Linked DNA regions of Homo sapiens: all the other regions are linked to region 1. A link is a loop called in an ENCODE intact Hi-C map of the cell type or tissue named here. Cell type or tissue: CD14-positive monocyte. All regions are shown on one strand.

Evidence for each region. Peaks named below come from ENCODE experiments on the same cell type or tissue, not always from the same donor. Only the 100,000 strongest peaks of a DNase experiment are listed, where the experiment ranks them.
Region 2: it touches region 1 in a loop (3-fold over the local background); 27 of 110 quality-filtered maps call a loop at or near these places.
Region 3: it touches region 1 in a loop (4-fold over the local background); 13 of 110 quality-filtered maps call a loop at or near these places.

What each region holds. Positions count from the first base shown.
Region 1 is chr18:63,974,832-63,982,831 of GRCh38, reverse strand. It overlaps SERPINB8 (serpin family B member 8), which reads right to left. Exons shown (of 7, transcript NM_002640.4): 2 at 4,356-4,533; 3 at 2,894-3,031; 4 at 994-1,111. The coding sequence starts at 4,523. Among named protein-coding and RNA genes, the nearest start is that of SERPINB8, 8.8 kb to the right of the region's middle. In CD14-positive monocyte, CTCF peaks have their summits at 3,081, 3,280 (motif pointing right) and 7,478; DNase peaks (open chromatin) are centred at 1,561, 3,241, 7,001 and 7,621; H3K4me3 peaks cover 2,154 bases; H3K27ac peaks cover 7,798 bases.
Region 2 is chr18:63,514,491-63,522,490 of GRCh38, reverse strand. It overlaps a transcript of SERPINB12 not described here. Among named protein-coding and RNA genes, the nearest start is that of SERPINB12, 24 kb to the left of the region's middle. In CD14-positive monocyte, CTCF peaks have their summits at 3,695 and 3,897 (motif pointing left); a DNase peak (open chromatin) is centred at 3,850.
Region 3 is chr18:63,887,438-63,895,437 of GRCh38, reverse strand. It overlaps SERPINB2 (serpin family B member 2), which reads right to left and starts at 7,733. Exons shown (of 8, transcript NM_002575.3): 1 at 7,668-7,733; 2 at 3,826-4,002; 3 at 55-174. The coding sequence starts at 3,993. It overlaps LOC124904356 (a long non-coding RNA gene), which reads left to right and starts at 902. Exons shown (of 3, transcript XR_007066466.1): 1 at 902-985; 2 at 2,719-2,817. In CD14-positive monocyte, a CTCF peak has its summit at 4,337; DNase peaks (open chromatin) are centred at 2,687, 5,617, 6,787, 7,817 and 2 weaker places; H3K4me3 peaks cover 7,489 bases; H3K27ac peaks cover 7,901 bases.

The DNA of each region.
Region 1 (8,000 bases):
CTAATATTCTGGGGGAAATGTGGGTGGTCAGCCTAAGGGAAGGAAGGGCATAAGCAGCCCTGGAAGAGCAGTGACAGGTATAGGGCAGTGGGGGGAAGGTGTGGAGAAACTTCTAGGTTCCTCAGGTGACAGTACTGTTGAACAACTGGAAAGACCACTAGGCAGATGATGTATGAAAACACAAAAGGCTCTTCCCTTCCCATGGTAATTATTGTATTGGCTTTCAGTAGAATCAGGGGCATTACTTCTGCTGGACACACAGTGGTTGCGACATAGGATGGAATGGATGCAATAATGAGTGCTAGGTTGGCCCTTGAAATAAGTGACTTAATTCCTCCACCGTTTACAAGTATCGAAATTACTTGTTAGGTATTTAGGATGCTTTAAAGTATGACTCCCCCTTTTTCCTACTGAAGTAAAGAACTGGCAGAAATATTTCTGGTGGGATGGAATGTGGTCTGGGCAGGGAACACTGCAGGCTCCATGTCGCTGCACCTCCAGAATAGGGAACAAATTCAGAAAAGGCCACACTCTGAGAGCAAATGTAGCCATGGCCAAGTTAAAAAGGAAGGAGAAGGCTGCAGATCAAACTACTGAGCTGTCCCATTACCACGCGGAGGAGATAACATGAGAGCATGAAATGTTGCCCTCTCTAAGCCGCAACTTAATTGAATGCCATTCTGTCTCCGAGCATGGAAGGGCCTCTCAGATAGAAGATTAACAGAATTCCAAGGAGGAGCCATTTTCCAGGGATTTTCCAGCACGGTCCACAGGGGAGGAGGTCAGAGATTCAACATTAGTTTTAGAAATCAGTACTTCATGATCTGATAAGAAATGACAGAGTTGCATTGCTGGCCTGTAAACTCAGCAAACACATACAAACAGGCCTGTGGTATGCAGGTCACAGTGGCAACACCCTGGGAAGTCCCATCCCAGTCAATCTAAGCCTCGTTGTATAGTAATTCCAAATCAACAGAAATGAAACTGTCTCACCTTCAGTCTTCTCTGCCACCCAGTCATTTATATGCTTCCTGCACTCTTCAGTGTCTTCAGCAAAGGACAACTCCTCCAGCTCTGCCTGATAGAACTTCTGACAGTATTCTTTAAAGTCCTGCAAACACAAAACACTGAGTTTAGTCTCATTTGGTAAAGGTTCCCACAAATGCAAAAGCATTTTGTTTTCTCTTACTGCATTTCTACAATAAGTGCTTGGACAGGTCACACTCCACTTCAAGGTGCATGCGTGCAATTAACAAAAATGTATGGGCCACCTATTCTTGCCTGGTACTGGGCAAGGTGCTTGGCTTGAGGAGGTCCACAGCCTGAGAAGAGGCAGCTGAGACACCCAGACACTTACAGGACATCATGAGCTGCCACTATCCACAAAACATCACAGGAGCATCCTTGTCAAACGCTCTCCACTGACTTTAATATTGCTTCCCTCACTAGGCAGTCTAACACACTTTTACTCATTTTGCATCACCAGCACCAACTACAGTATTGTGGTTTTGGTTAAACGAGAGGCTTTATAAGGGAACTAGATTGTTAAGAAATCGTGTTGAACTGCAAAGAAGGAAATAGCATTTTAGATCTGGGTCATATGGTTGGTTGGAAGAATACAGAGCAAGGAAGGCCCCATGGGAATGGAGCGTGATAGGCCTGGATCATAGGGTGTGTGTGCAACTGGGTTCATACGTGTGCATGCGTGTGAACATCTGTGTGCATGAGTGCACATGTGTACATGTGAGTGCTTGGGCACCTGCATGTGTGTGGATTGCATGCATGTTTGTGTGTGTGTGTACATGTGTATGTGTGTTTGTGTGTATCAGGGAGGGGATTAAGGGAAACAGTGGCAGGGGAAGAGCCTTGAAATGTAAGTTGGGGTCCAATCAGAAAAGTCCTGTACCCAACACATTAAAACCCAGATAACTTACCTCACAAAAACCTGGCTTTGGATATAATAGGCCTGGAAACTGGCTCCCAGCCTCTGTCCATTCCCTGTTCTCAAATATTTTAATTTCAGCCAAAGAAAGAGGATATAGAGGGAAGGAGGAGCCAAGCCACCAGGAAAAGTAGAGGTTGGCTCCCTGTGTCCCAAGTATTACAACAGTAGTAGATCAGGCTGATGTTCAAAAATGAAATGGATTCATCAGGAGATTCCTGGGATCCAGAGTCACCTTCTGAGGTAGATAAACCCAGAGCAGGCAAATTCCGGGAACAGCACCCAGCAGCTACCAGGACAGGGATGTATTTGAGCCTTAGAGGAGTCCTCTCAGAACCTCCAGCCAATAGGATGGCCAAGCTTGCTGCAATCAGTTCACTAATTTTAAGACAACATCACCCTGCATATCAGGTGGCATGATTTTTGAACCTCACTGATTGCATTATGCCAGGCTGGACTAGGGAACCTTGGAATTATATGCTGAAGTAAATAGAAACTGCTTAGATTTAAAACCTCAATTTTATGAACAGATTTTCATTTTAGAAAGACGATTGTGTCAGTTGTAGGTGCAATTCAGAAGAGGGCGGGCAAATTTAAGAGAATTTGAGAGGCTACCTCAGCAGGAGGCAGCCGAATAACCACACTTGGGACTGGGGAGGAGCTCTGTACAGCGTGTTGAATGATGTGGTCACTCAGGGACAGGGAATTAAGGGGGAGAAGCAGGGCTGCGTGCAGGAGAATTGACATATTGGGATTGATAACAGGGATGGGTGTATCAGTAACAATTTACAAAGGACGTAATTCAGAAGTCATCATAAAATCTAAAATTGTAATTTCAGAAGTGTAATTCCAAGCACGTTTTAAGTCAGTACAGTTATACTTTATTATCTGCTCTTCTGTAGTCTAACTTACTTTCAATTTCTTTGTCATCAATATGTGAATACTACTTACTGGAAGGAAATCACACGTCTTTTCTCCAAAGAGTCTGTTGGCAGTTCTAAGCAAGTACTGAGTGCCAGTTCTGTTAACTTCACTGAGAAGTGACTGGAAACCTCGGTGAATATCTCCGTCTTTGTATAAACAAAGTGCCTGGGAACAGAAACCAACACTGACTTTTAACGCTGCCATTATACTCTCCCAAAGAGCTTTCTCCAAACAAACCTCTGTACTAAAAAAACCACACAGGATCCTACTTTAAAAAGGTTTGGCCTAATTGTCTAGCACAGGGTTTCTCAACGTGGGCAATGCAGCATTGACATTTGGGGCCAGGACACTTCCTTGTCTCATATAAGCATTGTAGGATTTTTGCAGCACTTCTGGCTTCCATCCACTAGATGTCAGTAGCACCTCTCAGTTATGGGATCTAAAACTCCAGGTCTTCGCAAGGGTCCCCAGGAAGGAAAAATTCACCCACCGACCCCTACCTCCCACCCACCAGGTGAGAACCACTAGTCTAGCAAATTTATTCATGCCAGCAAGGCAGTGTGCGATAATTCAGGGGGAAGGCAGAACAGAAAAAAGTAAGTAACTGGGATGAATTACAACTCGGGTAATACAAACAAAAGCAGCAATAAAACTAAAAATGTTTCATCTGCAATTTTACAGAAGTTCTCCAGACCATATTATAAATTAAATGTCAAGTCAGAGTGAGAATTAAGGTTATTCCTATATCTCTCGATCACCCCCAGTCCAAAGCCTCACTCCTCCAATCAGTTGAAAGAAACAACCACAGAAGGATGTCAACTGGGGTCCCTGGGTGCATTTTAGGAGACTGTCTATACACTCCTGATATTGGTGGCAAAATGATATCCATTTGGCAATTATCTGGGACATCTTCACCAATAGTCAGAGAACTGTTCCTAAAGCATTATCCCACACCTCGTTTGTAGATAAGGTCATACATCACCATTTTGAATCAAACAGATTATATATTCCTCAAATCACTCCAGAAGATATAAGTCCACACTTGTGTTACATTCCTCTTCTAGGATGCATAATCATGCACTAAAATAACCCACTTAACAAAAAGTTAATCTACGCACCCACATGTCTATTAAAAATATAATGTTAGCAAAAGTTTAAAATGTAACAAAATTGGAATATTTTGCTTTCTTGTGGGACAGAATTATACTTTATCCTACTTATCAAAGATGTGAATTTGCCAGACTGTATTGATGATCTGATCTAGAGAAAATAACTCTATGGCTTGACTTCTCCCATAAACATCAGAGGAGATGATCTGTCCAACACATTTCACCTTTCTACCCCTTTCTGCTCTTCTCCACTGCCGAGCTGCTCCTCCTTCTACCTCCAGCTCCACAGGCCTCAGCTAGAGCAAAAGTACAGAAAGACAGCTGTATGGAAGCACAAGGGAAACACACTGTTCTCCTTCCTTTGTGACAAGCACACATACCTGGGACATCTGGGCTGCAGTGCTTCCCTTTGCCCCCATGAAGACCATGGCCAGGGCAGAGGAGATGCTCATGGGAGAGAAGAATACGTTTCTTGAGTTGTCCTCTTCCCCCAATATTTTAAATAAGCTGATGGCAAAAGTGCCATTTGCTTCACAGAGGTCATCCATCAGAGAAGGTCTGCATCAAAGGCACAGCAGGGAAAAGCACATAAGCCAATGACTCCGGTAGCCACGCAGTCATTCATCCCCCAGTCAGTGGACGCTGAGGTGGTAGGTGGAAGAACCACCCTCCAAAGACTTCCACTCCTAATTCCCAAAACCTGTGACTACATGATCTGCCCTGGCAATAAGGACTTTGCAAATGGTATTCAGTTAAGTATTTTGAGATCTGAGATTATCCTGAGTTATCCCAGTGGGCTTAATGGAATCACGAGCGTCCTTAAAAGAGAGAGGCAGGAGGGGCAGAGTCAGAGACAGAGACATGAGGACGGAAGCAGAGGTCAGAGGGATAGGGGCCACTGATGAAGGAATGCAACCTCCTCGAGAAGCCAGAAAAGGCAAGGAACAGATTTTCTTCTAGAGACTCCAGAAAATAACATTGCTATGCTGTACCATTTTGGACTTAGGACTTCCAGAACCATAAGATAATAAATGTGTGTCATTTTTCAGCCACTAAATTTGTGGTAAAGTGTTATCACACCAATAGGAAACAAAAACACTGGTTTATTCATAAAATAGCCAATCTCAGGGCCTATGACTTGTATCCCTCTTAGCAACAGGGGCACAGACACCCTGCAACACCTGCTTACTTCCTCCCTTGGTATAGCAGCAGCCAAAAGGTCTTTGTGCGGACGGGTGTGGTGCCTCACACCTGTAATCCCAGCACTTTGGAAAGCCAAGGCAGGCAGATCACTTGAGGTCAGCAGTTCGAGACCAGCCTGGCCAACAAGGTGAAACCCCATCTCTATTGAAAATTCAAAAATTATCCAGGCATGGTGGCGGGCACCTGTAATCCCAGCTACTTGGAAGGCTGAGGCAGGAGAATCACTTGAGCCCCAGGAGGTGGAGGCTGCAGAGAGCCGAGATCACGCCACTGCACTCCAGCCTGGGCAACAGAGTGAGACTCCATCTCAGGAAAAAAAAAAAAAGATCTTGGTGCCAGGCACTGTTTTCAGCACTTTCCATTATCACCCAATAACACATTGAGGTCAGTATAGTTATTGCCCCACTTTAGAGATGAGAAGACTGAGTGAGGTTTAGTAACTCATTCCAGAACCCTCAGGTAGTCATAAACGCCTGGCACCCACAGTTTGATTCCAGAGCCTGAATTCTTAATCATTACACAAAATCCCCCTATTGCTGCTAATTATCTTTCAGTTTAATGTCTCCAATATAATCTATAAAGAATGTTCTAAAACTTATATATGTAATTCTTTATCAATAAAAACTGTATTTCTGTCATCACTTCCTGTGAAAACAGCTAGATACATTTCACCAAATTTGGAGGGTTTGTTTGAGATAGGCTGGCCTGAAATATGAGGCTACTGGAAAGACAAAAAAAAAAAAAATTACTTTTTAAAGTGACTCCAAAAAGATGCCCCATTTTCCCCAAGAGTTGCTGAAACTGGGTTACGGAGTTGCAAAGAAAGTCCATAGGCATGGATATAAAATATGAAGCCCTAATCTTGTCATCGAGGGAGCACTTTTAATTAGATGCATTGATTTTTGGATCCTCCTGGCTAAGAGGGTCTTAACATTCCCCTCAGCTTGAATTAACTTTAGACAACCTAAACTTGACTAAATAAACAAACTAAACAGGCTTCCTCCTGCCTCTAGGCCCTTTCTTCCTTTTTCTTAAAGCATTTTATTTAGAGAACTTGTCATTGTAAATTCTTTATCAGCCCCTTTGAGATGTAAATCTTTTAAAAAAGCTTCTTGCTAGTTTTACATCCCAGGACAGTCTCTCAAAGACCTGGAAGCCATCCTTTTGAAATGTAATCATCAAGAAAGATAGCATCCCTATCAACCAGTTCTGTGGAAGGTAGGAGCCTAATCTAGGGGGGCACCTTGCTTAAAGTGCTAAAAAGCTATTACAGTTTACTATTATTATAATTTTAGTGCATTATTATAAGTCCTACATTGTTGTTTATATCTATTAAACCCTATAAAAACGTGGGCTATTTCATAAAATATTGCAGTTCACCAACTCATCTCAATTTCCCTCAGCCTTTTTGTTCTTACAATTGAGAACATTTGGGAAAATAAAAGGACAAATCATTATCTATAATCTCATGATCCTACAGATATTTTTTCTATTATATTATCCTTTTTTTCATAAACATGTATAATTTTAACTGAAAAATGTAGTCAAACAAGAAAAATATGCTCCAGTTTGGAAAATTAGCAAATGAGCAAAATGAAAAGTCCTGGAAACTCTATCTAGAGATATAAATTATCGTGCATGTGTTCATTTCTATAAACAGATGGAGCCTCATCCAGTTTCCCAGCGGCCTACAAAGTGCCTGTTGCAGCAGCTCTGAAACTGTATGCCCTTAGTGGGGGTCTTGGACAGGTCTTCTGGGTCTCTTAGAGCACAGGAGGAAAGGGGAATTGAGTGGCTGAGACAAGGAAGTGGGGAACAACTGTATTAACCAAAGTATCTTCACTGTTGGATGTTTTGCTTCCTCCTAAGATATTTCGCTTCCTCCTAAGATATTTTTCAACAGAAGGGTGTCTCTTACTTAAACAAAAAAGTGAGCTTATATATTTTTTTAAAGTGTAAAGGCAACACTCTAAATATAGAACAACAGTCTAAAGCAGTGCAAATTCTTTAAAGTTTAAAATAAATGTTAGTGCAGTTCAGAAAAAAACAAGTAGGGTTAGGGTTATGGTTAGGGTTCAGAAAACTAAGTAAAATAAATGTGAACCAAGAAAACACAATCATGACATAATTTGCACAACAGTACTCTATACTTAAGAGGTTGTTTATTATGGAACAAAATATTCCTGTTTCTCACTATCCTCACATCATAAGACCTCTCCAGAGCTTATACTAGGGTCTGCAGATGTTGGAAGGCAGAGTAGTATGTGCAGGCAAGTCCCGGGGTCCTCCACAACCTCATCTTTCACTCGAGGACATTTCAGAGACTGGGAGGCAGGAAGGAATATTCAGACTTCATAGAACTGGGCCAACCAGAAGGTGGCACCAAAGAAACTTAAAGATGGAGAGAATTGGGTAAACTGGGTAAGACAGAGACACAAATAAATTTGGATTTGATCCAACCTTAGCATAAGAGCTTTGGACTCAGGGTGAAGCAAGCATGAACTTAGGTTGGGGTGTGTGTGTGTGTGTGTGTGTGTGTGTAGGTGTGTTTAATCATCCTGTCTGAACTATTGAATCAATAGTTTCAATAGTTCTGAATGAACTGAACTATTGCATCAATCTCATCTTTACATTTTAACTGCTCTTAGTTGCAAACTGCTACTTCTGATTTCTTCCATCTTTCCTCTTCCTTCATCTCATGTCCCCACTTCCATTCCTTTTCAACACTCAGGTGCTGGTCAGTATGTGGTATTTCCCATCAATATCTACCCTGCAGCCACAATACATGTGCACACACTCACACACAAGTGCACCCCCTTGGC
Region 2 (8,000 bases), 460 kb after region 1:
AAAGAAATTTTCTCTTTACCATTTTTCTCTTTATCTACAGCTTGCAATTTGGTAAAATATACTCTTGTGAACAAAAGTGGAAACATTTACTTTTTTTTGCTGATTGATCCCTCCAAAATTTGGAAACTATTTGTGAATGTTCTTATTTTTCTAGCAATAAGAATCTCCTCTTTTTATAAAAGGATACAATTGCAAGTGTTGGTTATATTACCAAGGTTTTGACTTAGATTTTAGTTTTAAGTTGTTTATACGTCCTGCAGACAAAGTCTGAAGTCTGCCTTGATTCGGTTTTCTAGCCTCAAGGGGTTTTTTAATCTGAAATTACCATGTGGTCAATCATTACTCTTGTCACACTATGTAAATGATCAGGTAAAATTTGATAAAAACTAAACTTATTTTACAAACAAATTAGTCTTATTTTGATTATCTGTGATAAAAATCAGGATTACTATAGAGAGAAAAACTATGTTTCTCTATAGCTATAATACGCTTTTCATTAGATTGTAGTCCTACCTATTGCTTTTGAGTTCTGGTTATCTACCTGTAGACTGAACTAGGTTCTGAATTATCTTACTTTCCTCCAATATCTAGCTGCAATGCTCCAACTAAGAACGATAACTGGTCTGTTCCTGAAGCCCTGTAGCTGAAACTAAATGAATTTTAAGGGACAAGTCTCATGCCTGATGTATGGGTCACACCAAAACTTCACTAGACCACCTAATTCCATTACTGGAGGTGTTCAGACTCCAAACCAGGACGAGGTATAGGCAGTTGACTGTTGTGGATGGCTTTTCTCACAGCGACAGAACAAAACTCCCAGCATAATGAGATTCTTACCCCTCTTAATTTTCCCTTGCTTGTGCCTACCTTTTTTTTGGGCAAGATAATGCTAAGTACAATCCTAGCAGACTAATGCTGGCCCAGTGCTTTGAGATGATAGCCAAGGCCTATGGAATAGACAAAAACTGAACTTGACAATGGACTCCAGGTCGACTTAGTCAAGAGCCACTCCTTCCAAACCTCCCTTGTTGCTCAAATGTTGCTAAAAGAATTTTGACCCGGACTCCTAGTCACCAGTCACTTCTCTCCAACAGAGGATCAGATCAGCAACCTGGGACAGGTCCACACTGACACTGAGGGATAACCAAAACTTATCAAGATGACTGATCGCTGATGCTTTCAGAGCAAAATCTTGATCAAAAGGGGGAAATGTGAACGTTGTCAGAATCAAATGGAGTCATTTATGTCAAGCCTTGACAAAATGGAGCCAGAGAAGGCAAGAAGGGATTTTTTTCATACACATACACCTGATAACAAGAAGTATCACAAAAGACTCTGCAAAAGCCATAACTTTGCACAAAGGACATCACAACCTCACACAAAAAAATTCCTTATACAAGGACATCTGTCCACCAACTGCCTGTTTAACATTGGACTGATGCCACCCTTGGTATTGATTCTTGTAGCCAAGGATAATTAATTCAAAACAACTTATGTAATCCTCCTTATTTTACCTTTAAAAATTTCTCCTTGCCTCAACCTCTTTGAATACACACAGTTAGTTTACTATGATGCACATATTCCTATTGCAAGGCTACTGCGAAATAAATATCATTTTCTTTTGGAGAGTTTCCCTCTCTATGTGTTACTTAGTTTGACACCTTCTATTTGTCTTGTAGAATGGCCTCACCATCTGTTTATTCACTTCAGCTTAAAATGTTAGTTGTTGATTTCTCCTGTTTACCCACCCCTACCCACAACTGGGCTTCAAGATGCTTAGCTTCTACCTATCAAACTTCTCTACATTTTCTCCTCTGTGGTCTGGTTTTTCTACCACTGTCCTGGTTTATGCCTTCATTACTTTTATTCTATATCAGAGTCAACAGCCTCTGATCAGCTTTTCTTTCTCCTACTGAGTCCCCCAATTTCATTCAGTCTGTCTCCCCCTTGCAAGGACACCTGTTGACTCCTCAGCCAGCATGAAGGACAATCTCCTGGGGGTGGATGTCCAGCCTCTCCCCACCATGCATCTGTGACTCATTCTCCACTGACACATGCATTTCAGCTACACAGCCTCTTCTAGGCTCCCAAACACACCTTGCCCTTTCACTGTTCTTGCTTTTCCTTTCCTAGAAATAGCTTCCACCCCACCCTTAACCTGCCTGAGAAATCGTCATCATCCTCTAGGGCTGGGCAGAAGCATGGCTCCTGCCACCATTGTCCCGTCCTGGTAACACTTGTTCTCTGTGTGCTCCACAATTAAGGCATTACCAAGCCTGCACTGGGTGTGAGGCCATGCCCTGCTTATAGGGAGTAGGCCCAACCGAAAGGAAAAGGTTACTCATGGAACCTGTCTCTGAGGAAGAGCAAGAGCCTCACACCTGAAAACAGAGCTGAGGGTGAAGGCCCTGGTTTGGACTACAGAAGATTCCCAGGGGCAAAGGGACAGATTCCTGATGAGCGCGTTTCACATGGGGTACCTGTTCTAGAGATAGGCAGGGAGCTAAGAAGCAGGCACCAAGACAGGGCATCCATGACAATGAGCCAGCCCCACGGGGCTGAGTTTCCCAACACAGGATCCTTGGAAACTGCCTCAGAATCACCCGTGATGCTTATTTCAAAATACTCATTCTCGAGCCTACCTTAGATAATAAGTCAGAACCTATAGAGATGGGACCGTGGAATCTGCATTTTAACAAAATTCTCAGGAGATGCTGAGACATATGAAATTTTTAGGACTCCTAGAATGAGGGATGAGGCATCTCGTGACAACAAGAAACACATGGCAAAGTTACCAACTCCCAGCCTTCAGGGCTGGATTCCACCCAGAAGACCTAGTTCCCTAACATGAAAGAGGCTCATGATTTTCAACAGTTAATTGCAATAATGCACCAAATGGTACTGGAATCTAGGAAACCAAGCTAGGAGGGCAGTCCATTGGTATATCAGACTGAGAGGGACAGAAGGGGCGGAGTTGAGGCAGAAGCAAAGAACAATTAGCGAAAGTTCAAGAAACAAAGTGAGGATCAAAGTACCAGTCCCTACCTTACAGGGTTTTTGTGCTACACATAAATGTGGTTGTGTATATCAAGCATCTAGCACATGGCTGGTACAGAGTAGATCCACAGCAGATCTCAGCTGCCCTGGGATTCATTCCACTGATTTTTCCTTTTATAAGCACTTTGCAGAGCCACTGTTGAAGGTCTTAAGGAAGCTAAACTAGGGTGGTCCCTGTCTCCCGGCCCCACACACCTGGTGCTCACAGAGCCACATCAGGTAAGTTGGGGCTGAGTCCCCGGGTCTTACCTGTGGACGGATGCTCATACGGGTAGAAGTGCTTTTGGGCAGTGCCTTGCTTGCTCCTACTCACCAAGACCCAGTACCACCAGACTCTATGAGCCTCGTATTTCAGTGTCCCCACCCTGAACTGTGAGTGGTAAATCATAGTCACGCCGGGTGCAACGTGAGTTCTAGAAAGACGGAAAGTAAAGTTTCAATTAAGCAAGATGAATAGATTCTAGAGATCTGCTGTTCAACGCTGTAATAATATATTGTTATTATTATTACAGCTGATAATAATATATTGTTGTACACTGAAAATTAGTTAGGAAGTTACACCTCATATTAACCGTTCTTACCATAAACAAATTTTTTAAGCTTGGGGAGGTGGCCTAGAATGAAACGTTAAGGAATGTTGCAGAGTGTCTTGGTGGCAAGGAGAAGAAAGCACTTCAACAACGTCCCCATAGCAGCAGGGGCAGAAGGTCTAAGGCAGGGCGGGAGTTCACAGACCTTAAAGAAAAGCTGTAGCAACTGACCGTTCCAGGCCCTGAGCAGCACTGTTATAATGTGACGGACAGCGCCATCTAGTGGAAGAGAAAATGAACAGAAGTGACCGATTCTCTTAAAGGTTGATGATAACATTGCGTTTGAGTCGGAAGGCACCTTAACAGTTAATATTTTACAGAGGAAACATAGAGACTAAGTTTGATTTCCCCACAGATTAAGCCAGTTCTCAAGTGACAGAGCTGTTTCCTTCTCAGCCCTGACATCCACCCAGACAAAGAAGCAAACTCTATGGTGTCAGGGTCGAGACAACAACCAGAAAAAACTTCATACCTAGCAAAAATAACACCTCTCCTGAGGCCAATGGAGATGAAGAAAACCTGAAAAGCTCCTTTCTGGAGAGCATTTTTACTATTCCGCCCTGTTATATAGAGAGCGCGACCATATAATTATTCTTCCACACCAGGACAATTCTGAAAGGGAAAAGGGCATCAAAAATAATTACAGTTATAGAGCTAAAGTTGCATAGATAGATGAAATCTGAATTGACAGCTGCTTTTATTTTACCGGCGGACCTTTAAAATCGTTCTATACAAAAAAAAAAGTTTTCAAAACTAAAATTCTCTTTTTTTTTTTTTGAGACAGAGTCTCGCTCTGTTGCCCAGGCTGGAGTACAGTGGGGCAATCTCAGCTCACTGCAACCTCCACCTCCCGGTTCAAGCGATTCTCCTGCCTCAGCCTCCCGAGTAGTTGGGATTACGGGTGTGCACCACAACGCCTGGCTAATTTTTGTATTGTTAGTACAGACGCGGTTTCTCCATGTTGGCCAGGCTGGTCTCAAACTCCTGACCTCAGGTTATCCGCCCACCTAGGCCTCCCAAAGTGCTAGGATTACAGGCGTGAGCCACCGCGCCCGGCCCTAATAAAATTCTCTTTTAAAATAGCATGTGTCTAGCTAGGCGCACTGTTTCACGCCTGTAATCCTAGCACTTTGGGAGCCTGAGGCCGGTGGATCACCTGAGGTCAGCAGTTCGAGACCAGCCTGGCCAACATGGTGAAATCCTGTCTCTACTAAAAATACAAAAATTAGCCGGGCATGGTGGCATGCACCTGTAATCCCAGCTACTCAGCAGGCTGAGAGAGGAGAATCGTCTGAACCCGGGAGAAGAAGGTTGCAGTGAGCTGAGATCGCCCACTGCACTCCAGCCCCATCTCAAAAAATAATAATAATTAATTAATTAAAAATAAAATAAAATAGCATGTATCTGTACACACTAAGCAAAATGTGAAAAAACTTTTTGTTATCTCAGTGTGAAAAAAACACAAACAAACAAAATCATTATTCTTGTATAATCTCAGGTATTTTAGAAATCCTGGTCTCCAAAGCTGTCACTACAATTTTTCCGAAGAATTTAGTTTCTCAATGTGCTGTATTATTTTTAATTCTTTTATAAAATTGCCAGAAATCTTCTTCAAAGCTCATTTTATGATTAACGAAATTGGGGTTGTTAGAAGATAGTCTTTCAGTAGATGCTGAAATACCTGCTAAGCTCAGAGCAAATTCTACATAAGGGATATTGTTGATTAAAACTTTTCCATAATTTAATTCTTAAATAATCCAGCTCTAATATTGTCACAGCTATGGTTTCTTTGCCTCTATTCAGAGAAAATGTTTTCAAAAAGCCGGAACTTGTCAAATAAGTTATCTGTTTATGATTATTTTGAACATTTCACCAAGTTTAGAAAGTGCAAAATTGAGGACCTTGGTTTCATTCTGTACTGGTAAAAAATACATATATATATGAAGTTGTCTAATTAAAAGTACAAATCCTATCAAAAGATCCCTCCCACGAGTTGAAATATTCCAAAATGCAATTATAGAATTTCAAAATTAAACATCACACACGTTTGAACTCTTATTCTTAAATTTGTTCAGCTCCCTCTTTCTTTCTTTGGTGATTAATTTATATGGCGTCCTGTCTGCAGGCTTTGTTTTTGATAATTTTAATTAGCTAAAAGCAGCAAAAGCTGAGGTTTTCTTATGCTCTGTTTCATAAATGCTTTGTGTAGACACTTCCAACTGATTTTGAGGGGAAATGCAATGAAAAGGTAAATGATTGGTTTACTAAAAACAACAAAACTTTAATACTAATATGGGACATGAGTTGATTCATAATATAGTTTTTCAAAGATTCCGACACTTCTAAAACCCAACTGATGAAGGCTTCACAAAAAACTGCAATTATTCTGTACATACATTTAAAAACTTGTACAGAGGACCCTAGAGATTAGTAAGGGATGGAGGGGAGATAGAGATTTGTTAAAAAATACAAAATTACAGTGTTCTATAGCACTGTGGGGTGACTTCAGTTAATAATAATATAGTACAGGCCTTCTAATAGCTAGGTGTATATTGAGTGTTCCCAACACAAAGCAATGATAAATATTTGAGATGGTGGATATGCTAATTACCCTGATCTGATTACTACACATAATATGTATCAAAACATCACGCTATACCCCATAAATATATACAATTGTTATATGTCAATGTAAAAAATTAAAGGAAAAACAATTTCTAAAATAAATAAATGTTCATACATTTTTACAACTGTAACCTCTATTTTTGTAAAATAACAGTGTATTTGGACACAATTATGAATTTTATGAGCCCTACAACCAATTCCAAGTTTATTGCTGACTTAGGGGATTTTTTTAATTTAGAAAAGAAAATGTGTTCATTATAACAGTGACATTGTTTTCCTTTTGTAGAGAAACAAATGATGAAAAATAAATGCATATTTTTGAAAAGTGGAAAAAAAACACTGACATTACCAAAATTTCTATTTATGTTATCACTATAGAAATAAGTATTATCTTCAATTATGAACCTTTAAATTTACAATTAAATTCGTAATAGTGTCAGATGTTTCTCATTTAATAGACAAATATTCCAGAAGTTTTGTAAATCCCACAAAAGAAAATTGGAACCATTATTTAAATTAACATAAATAATTTTCTATTGGCAACAGCTCATGACACTGACATAAAACTGACATCATTTAACTGTTGGGGTCATTCTTATAAGAAAAACTTGGAATTAGAATGAGTTAATTAATTTGGACAATAGTCACATGATCTGAATGAAACATCACACTTCCCAGAGGGCTGCATGGAAGGCCTTTGCAGCCAGATGTGCTAAATTGTAACATTTGGAGGAGACCCTCGTGCTTCTCCAGCAGGTTAGCATTTCTGGTTTTCATGTGGTCAGTGATGGCAGTGCAGCCCGTGGTTAATGGGAAATTTTAATCCAAGTTACATCGTCAACAGGAGAAAAGCAAATTCAGCACCCCTGGTTTTTCATTAAATATGCTCTTTCTTTTTTTTTTTTTTTTTAAGCTCAATGTTGTCAACAGGGTTTACTGCAAAATTAAAAGTTGTTACCAAATAAATAAGCAGCTGCAGATTTACCCCCATGCACTAACTGATAAAACCGCAAGTGCCTTCAGACTATTCTGTATATGCTCACAGAACCCCTCAGCCTGCGTGACCCAGTATTTCATAAACACACAAGCTCTAATTTCAGACATTTCCTATTGACCTCACCACCTGGCAGCCCTGGGGCTTTGTGAACCTCAAAGACCAAGGCCTCGGTCTTTGACGCAGCAGCCAATATTTCTCCCACACTCAGAGATCCTAAGTCAATGCCTAGATGTACTTTATTTTACTATCTTACGTGGTATCTTGAACGAATGGTATTAGTTTTGTTGTATCTGGAAAGACTCCAAGAAAATAAATAATGAATCAATCAATCAAACAGTGTTTTCTTTTTGTTGTTTTTTTTTTTAATCATGGGTCATCTTTTAGGTTTGACCCCGTGTTTAAATGAAAATTCTGTTTCGCACTGTTAGAGAAGACAATGGCAAAGCTAGAAGTACAAGTTGCGAGGGAGGGGTTTAGCGAACTCATCCAGGATTGTCTTAAATATTAGGCAAATGTTAAATATACTTCACTTAAAATTATTTTAAATCCGGGATAAATGCTAATAAGACCTTCTGAAAACAGCTGTAACGTGAGTACTGTCTCTATGCTTATAAAGAGCAATCTCCAATCCCTTCCTAAATTACCTCCACACCGCCATTTGCATGCCAAGAGCTCAGGTGAATCTCAGCTGCAGCAGGAGAGGGGCTGACTGAGCTTTGGACAAGGCGCTC
Region 3 (8,000 bases), 87 kb after region 1:
AGGAAGATTGCAAAAATAAACCACAAAAGAAATTTGGACCAGTAAGTCAGATACCTGCAAAATCGCATCAGGATAACTACCCTTCTGGATCTGCTGCATGAACCCACAGCTGGTAAAGTTCTCTGGAGTCATGGGGGTAACTGCATTGGCTCCCACTTCATTAAACTGAAGCACCTGCAATCAGAATTAGAGAAAACGGTTACACTTGCCCACGGATTTACTGAACTTTTAAAACAGATGGCTATCAGGTGGCTCTAAAATGGTCCTAGATCTTTTCCCTTCCCTTATACATGGGGAACAACCATAGATACTCAATACTCTTTCTGTGTAATATAAAAGTATCAGCCAACCTAAATTTCCCTTATAGAAAACAGCATGAGGTGTTTTAGATTAATTTATATCCTGGCCATTTTGGAAAACAAATTGTTATTATGAAATGATTTAAAACCTCTTCCCCAAATTATCTAAATTATATCCAACCAATAAATGGTCTTGAAAAAAAAATGCCAGTATTTTAAAGAAAGTCACAAGATTAACTCAGAACCTTGTGTGTCTCTCTCTTTTCAGTGGCCTTATACACAAAATACTTTCAATCTGTCAAAAACTACAAGCCAGAGTCAGCTAAGGCATAAAACAGGTCATGCAATATTAACAGGGTTCACCTAAAATATTTACACATACCATATTCATACACAGAGAAATTTATGTCCATGTGAGGGACAAGTTGGTCTGATGACACTGTGAATCTCTTCGTATAGTAAGTAGGCAGTTTTGGCTGACACGGGGAAGCTGGCAGCAAGGACTGTCCCCTCTGAAGCTTCCTCAGATCCCCTTCCCACAACACTGCTGCCTGCCCGCCTTGGTCTGCCAGTCTTAATACCTGCAAGCTGGCCCTGCCTCCCAGCCACCCACCCCATCCCACCTCCTTGGGAACCCTTGGTCCTGCAGCACCTCCCTATGGGGTCCCTGAGGAGAAGCTGATCTGGTAAGTGGCTTGATGGTTGGGGTTCTGCTAATGAAGTTAATTAAGGCAGCCTTGTCCAGCAAGTTGGTGAATTTCTGGGCTAGAAGGAGAGGTGTTAGGGTTTGTGAGGTCTTTTTCTGCTCTTTGAGTCATACATCGTAAGTCCTGCCTAGTACTCTCTGAAAAGAAGTGGTGCAACTCCACCCTCACGTAAAAGAAGAAGATTTCCTACGACAGCTTGGCTGGTTTTCCTCTCTTCCAAGGAAATTGACCCTTAAATCAGGGTTCTTTGGGCTAGCACTAAAGCCTTCCTGAATCAGTGTTAAAGTCACTCAGGGAGATGTCCCTGCAAAAGTGGGACTGTGAGCTGCCCCTAGTCCACACAAAGGCCACAGAGAAAATAGTGAGGCAGTTTGGCCTGGATGGGTCTGTTGCCTCACTGTAAGGAAAAGAGCTTATATCCTAATTCCCACAGACCTATGCCATCCAGGAGCTTATATCTTTTATGTATTCTTTTCTTTCACTACAAATGTACCACTTCTAACAGCTACAGCAATTCTCAACTGTGTGGCCTCTTCTTGCCCTGATTCCCTCATCTGTAAAATGAGTACGGTAATCATCGTACCTACCTCATAATATTTTGTCTTATGTGAGTAAATTTATAAGAAGTTCTTAGAAAGATGCCTGGCTAAGGCACTAATAAGTATTGGTTGTTATTATAGCAACTGCTACTAAGTGCCTTACATAGTACCTCTAATCTTCACAACTTTCTTGCATGCTACACATTTTTATTCCCATTTTGTAGATGAGAAAACTGAGATGCAAATGGTTTCAATGTCCTCACACACATGTAGTAAGGAACAAAGCCATGACTCAAACACAGATACGTCTGTCCCCAAAGTCTGTGCTGCTTTCTCCAGCCAATAAATGTCTTTTTCTTTTTATCTGGGAAGCAATCATATTAACATTTGAATTTCAAAATCTACACATGCAACAGAGTTGTCAAAAGACGATATATATAGAGTCTCAAAAAAAAAAAGACTATATAGAATCCTCGCATAGTCCCAAAGGCTTAAAGCACTTCTTAGACACAGAAAAGCTGTCTTGTGTCCAGAGCAATCAGTTTATTTTCCTCTAGTACCAAAATCAAGATTTTTACTTTAACAACCCAGAGCACTTCATTTAGCATTTGCTCCCAAAATATATTGCTACTGATTCCTTTACATTTAAAAAACAAAAAAACCTAGGCCGGGTGCACTGGCTCACGCCTATAATCCCAGCACTTTGGGAGGCCGAGGCAGGTGGATCACAAGGTCAGGAGTTTGAGACCAGCCTGGCCAAAATGGTGAAACCCCATCTCTACTAATACAAAAATTAGATGGGCATCGTGGCAGGCGCCTGTAATCCCAGCTACTCGGGAGGCTGAGGCAGGAGAATGGCTTGAACCTGGGAGTTGGAGGTTGTAGTGAGCCAAGATCGCACCACTGCACTCCAGCCTGGGTGATAGGGCGAGACTCCATCTCAAAAAAAAGAAAGGAAAAAAGAAAAAAACCTAAGACCTGATGTTTCTAAAGCTTTTGTGCCAATTTACTATCTTTATTCTTTCAAGGCAAAAAATAAAAAATAATGGGGAAAGAATATTGCAAAAGACTACTTGTGTCAGGGAGTTGAGCAATTGAGTTTTGTTGTAAGTCTCAATGTTTAAACTGTCACAAACACAGAGATTGATTCACCCATCCCTTGTCTTCCTGCAGCAATATTGGCCAATGCTCTCTCTGTGAAACTTCAAACTTCAAATGAGGCCCACCTTACATGGGTCACCATGTGCATGGAAAGAATGTATTTACACTCAGGTACATTCTCGTGGGAAACTGGAAACCAGCCGGCGGCATCTTGGTGTGACTGCATGCACAATGCATGCGTGTCCTTAAAGCATTTAATGTTAATGTTTGTATGTGTGAATGCAAAGGAATTTTAATGATATCATGGCCACATCGAGGTCACTAACCTTGGAAGTAACATGATCACAAGAATTTTGTATGTGCTGAGTGACTATTACAGTAACGATTGCAGTGTATAATTGAAGTAGTCCGGCATAATTTCAAGGGCCCAGACTCCGTGGAAAGAGTTTCCTGACTGAGTCCACGTCCATTCACCAAGGAAGGCAGGCAGTGGCCTTGCAGAAATCCCTCACAATGATGTTGTGCATCCCATCTACCTTGGTTTTCAGGGCTGGCCATAATAATGCCAGGTCTCATTCTGCTACCGTGACCTCACAGGCATGATCTTCTGCAGCTACAACACTATCCATGCATCCTGTGGGTATAGTGAGCACCACCCTGGTATGTTTTTTTTTTTTTCCCTTTGTGATACTCTCTTAACATTATTAGAAGGAATTCTTCATAGGAATAGGGAACAAACACCACAGTGGCACAGTAATGGGAAGGAGCCCAGGCTAGGAGTTAGGAGACAGTGGGGGCTTCTCTGACACCACCAGGGCTCTCATCTGTAAAATGATATCTGTCTTAAAACTGAATGAGATAATGGGTACAAAACACTAACTTTGAAAAATAAGAATATTATATTATTAAAATATAAGATGTGGTCACTCATAACTGTGTCCAGCCTTGCAGGCTATTCAACTCCCATATGCCTTCAACAGCTACAGTTGAGGGATTCGGGGGCTTGGCTGTCTTATAGATTTGAATCTAAGGAATTTGTGTTGTAAGGATCAGTGCTTCATTACCTGTGATGATTGCTGACCTCCTGAGTTAAAATGTCTTTAGCATAAAACAAGAGCAGTTCTCCAATTCCATTCAGGAACTACTCGGCCCAAATGTGGAGCTTCAGCTCAAACTCACCTTGGCCATCTGGTCTTCGGTGCTGCCCCTGGAGCCCATGTAGACCATGGCCATGGTGGACGAGATGCTCCATGGGGAGAGGAAGAGGTTCTGGGTGGGGCTTGCTTTTGCCAGATGCTTGAATAAATTGAGGGCAAAGAGTGTGTTTGCCACACAAAGATCCTCCATTGTTTCAATCTAGAAGCAAAGAGAGGAAGAAAAAAACAGCTCTGAAACATAAGGTAACATTTTGGGTGAGGTCAGCAACAGTAGGACAGGCTGCATTCTGTGTAGGGACAGATTCCCTGTCTGTTCTTCCTCATGGAACAACATGAGGCAGGTCAGGGACAGCTTCATGGACATACCACCTGTGCAGCCGTAAAAAGCCCCTTGTTTAGCCAAATGCCCTCCTATCGCCATCTTGAAATTCTTGATAATTTTAAACAAAAGGCCCACATTTTCATTGTGCACCAGACGCTGTAAATTACATAGCCAGTCCTGAGATACATGAAGTGTTTTGTATGATGAGCAGCGACACTTTGTGGCATTCCATAGAATAACAATGACAATATATAGGGACAGGAGTAGGAATTGAAGCCAGATAGGCAGACCCTAGGATCATGCTCTCAACTTCTATGCTGCCCCCACAAGCACAACGCACACATCCACACCACACACACTGCCACACAGGAAGATATACACATATTGAAATATATGCCACCTGCATACATACCTTGTTGCATCTGGTAAGACGGTCAATCTTCTTTCTGCTTTCCTGCTTCTAAAGTGACTTTGACTCATTGTTTGAAGGTTTGGAGTTTCACCCAGCCCCTATCCCAGAACCCCTTCCCTATATGCACCACACATACCACAGCCTTACTAAAAAAGACTTCCTATACTGGGGTGTTCATTACTGGGAGGACTAGAAGACCCCCTTCTTCTGCCACCCCACCAGGTAGAAAGTCAATGCCAGGCAAGATTGCAGGGATAATCCTTAATCCCAGGCCTATGAAACTCATGTATACACCAAGGTATGAACCATCTGAGACCTTCCCTGACCTCAGGCTCTGCAGGCAACTGAATGCATGCTCACACCCAAGGTGTGTGTGTTTTTTGGTCCTGACCAATGATCGTCTTTCCAGCTGTATGTTTTGCTTTCATCATAGCTTGCAACATACCCGATAATTATCAAAATATGTAAATATACCAAACAATGCTGATACTGATCATCCCTCAGGAAACCTTCTTATGACAGTGCCTTCCCCGAACTGGGGAGGGGCTGGAAGTACCCAGGAGGAAGCATGTCCTCTGGCTCTGGTCTTGGCTGTGTACACCTGTGGTCTCACACAGCATTGCTCTCCAACAAGGACCATTGGTCGCTTCTTTCTTGCGTGAACCCTTGATTCATGAACTCTTTTTTTTTAAGAAAGTGATTGGAATTTATTTGTATTAAAATGTCTCATTTGGAATACAACCAGACTATTTTATCAAGACAAAAATAGTAAATTAAATAAAACGTATCCCTAAAACTCTCTCACCTCCTCTCCTCGTTTAATCTTTGCAGAATCTGTATGAGGTAGAGGTGATTCTCCCTATTTTATAGATTATATCCTGATGCTCAGAAACATTAAGTAACTTGTATAAGGTCACACAGCTGGTAGGTAGTGGAGCAGGGATTCAAGCCCAGGTCTGTCTAAGGAAGCCCACTCTTTCCAATGTTCCACATCGCTTCACTCGGTGGTGCATAGCTTCACTATGAAGTGTAAGAGCTTAAGCAAGTTGTAGTGCAAGAAATGCTAGAAAGAGGAAGTCAAAAGAAAAAAGTAGTAAACCTGTAATTCTACTAGAAGGCTTATTAGGAAGTAAAAACAAAAAGTCACTTTTTTTTTCTCTTGCTTCATCATAGATACTAGATTACATTGGATGGCTCAAAAATTTGTTCCTCTTCCTCTTAAAATTGTCTTCATAATTAAATAGATTTATTGTACAGATTTTTAAAATTAATTATCTCAATATCTTTTGGAAACAAACTGAGTATTAATAACACAAATAAAATATTTCTCGATCCCCATGTGAGAAATGTAAATAAGAGATCAGAGCCACAAACATAAATTTAGACTTCTCCCATACCTAAATACGTGATTCTTTGTAACAATTCATACCGGATTCTTTGTAACAATCCACATAGTAACTTTGATAGTAAAAATATTTAACTCTAAAGACAAACTAACAGAAAGTTCTGTTAATACTAAGTTAGAATTTAAGGTAACTTGATAAAGAAAAAAATTAATAAGAACAGAAGCAAATTTTCCTGGATGCATTTACTTCTTTCAAAAAAGATAGTTTCAATTATATTTTTAAATAAGGTGTAATTAATTACATTTAATGTAAAAATAATATTTGATGTCTGTATGGCAGTCACCAAATTCCTTCAGCTCCCTTTTCAATTTGCATAATTACCTGTCCAGTAAGGCTTAGTAATTTCTGTAATATGAATGAAAATATGAAAATAGAGATTGCACAGCTGGTCCATTTCAGAAGCCTAGACTGGATCACAGACTTCTGATTCCAAGTCTAATGCTTTCCTACAAACTTTTCAAATAAGGTCTGAGAGTTTCATAATTTTAGAAATCTATGAAGGCACCCATATGCAGTGTTTCCTGACTCTCAGATAAGGCCATACTTTATGTTTGAATGAAAATCTTTCAAAACAAGGCAAAATTGAAGTCATGGGGTATTGTGAAATACCACAGCCTCCTGGAACAGGTATACCTGTTGTGAATTTTTTAACATTATAGTAATTTATATGATCTCATTAACTTCCAAATAGTATGCTCTTAATTAAGGTTTAATAGTATTACTGGGATGAATTAATGGGAGTAATATGCAGGGTTGGGCTTCCTGGTGGTGTGTGTGTTGGTTCCTGCAACACAAGTTGACAAATGCACCACTGAAACTTGGCACAGGGAAGGAAGAATTTGGGAGGAGTCACCAGGCACACGGCCATTGTCTCTCACCCTGTTGGCCCTGGATGTTAGATTGGAGTTTGCTGTAGCATTTAAAACAAATTTTGTTTACAATTAGACAGTGGAAATATTTTGAAATTGACCACAAAAATTAATGAGAACTAAGAGAAAACAACAGTTTCAAGGGAATATCTCATCAAATACTGCTACATCTCCCCCAACAGAATTAAAAGCAATTTCTCCTAGTTGATGGCTTTCATAATGAATAAGTATCTTTTTATGGGATATTAAGTTATTTACTGAACCATACTTCAGTCAACCCTGCAACTACTTTGGCTGATTATTCTCTTTCACTAAATTGACCCATTATTGAACTAAACTCAATAAACATATTGTTGTACTAGATTGACCCAGCCCAAATTGCTACTTAATTTTTGCAGTTCCTGCTTTTTCATTTAAGGTGCAAATGAAGTCTTCTTTTCCTATTATTTATATACAATGTAGAGATTACATTCAATTGCTTAAATGAAAATATTTTAATGTATCTAGTTGTTTCCATCAAATTTAGTGTCAAAACAGTAGCTAGTAGAGAACATATATAATCTAATCTGTTCAATAAAATTGGCATCACAATCTGAATGTACATTTTGTTTTGGTTAATGCTACAAAGGTATTTGTTGGCTTCTGAGATTCAAAATTAAACCTTATAAATTTAATTCAAATCTTGAAATAAAATATTTTCAATTCAACAACTAAACAAGAAAACACCACTTAAATTTTACTCGCCCTCTACAAACACCCCACATCCAAATTTTCAATCTATTAATACCAGCATGAGGGAAGAGAAAACATGAAACCCTATTTCCCATAGACATGGCATGGAAATCATTGAAATACCTGGTTGTTCTCTGGTTATTCTCTGAGTTGCTGTCTGACGGGCAATGCTCCTCTGAGAGTTGTTACAGTTCAGACATGGTAATGACTGGTTTTATACAGCTTTGCCCCTCCCACATGGCATTTTTTTTTCTCCCTCTGTCTTTTGATCTGTGTCCTTTGAGTGATTCAACATTTTACTCAGGAAGACATCATTAGAATAGAAATACTTGTTTGTAAAGGCATGGTTTAAGAAATTTTGGGGGAGGATGAGGTCACTCTGAAACTTAAGAATTTGTCAATATCTACACATGCCTGTGAAAGTTAGCTAAAATCTGTCAGCCCCAGTTTCAAGAT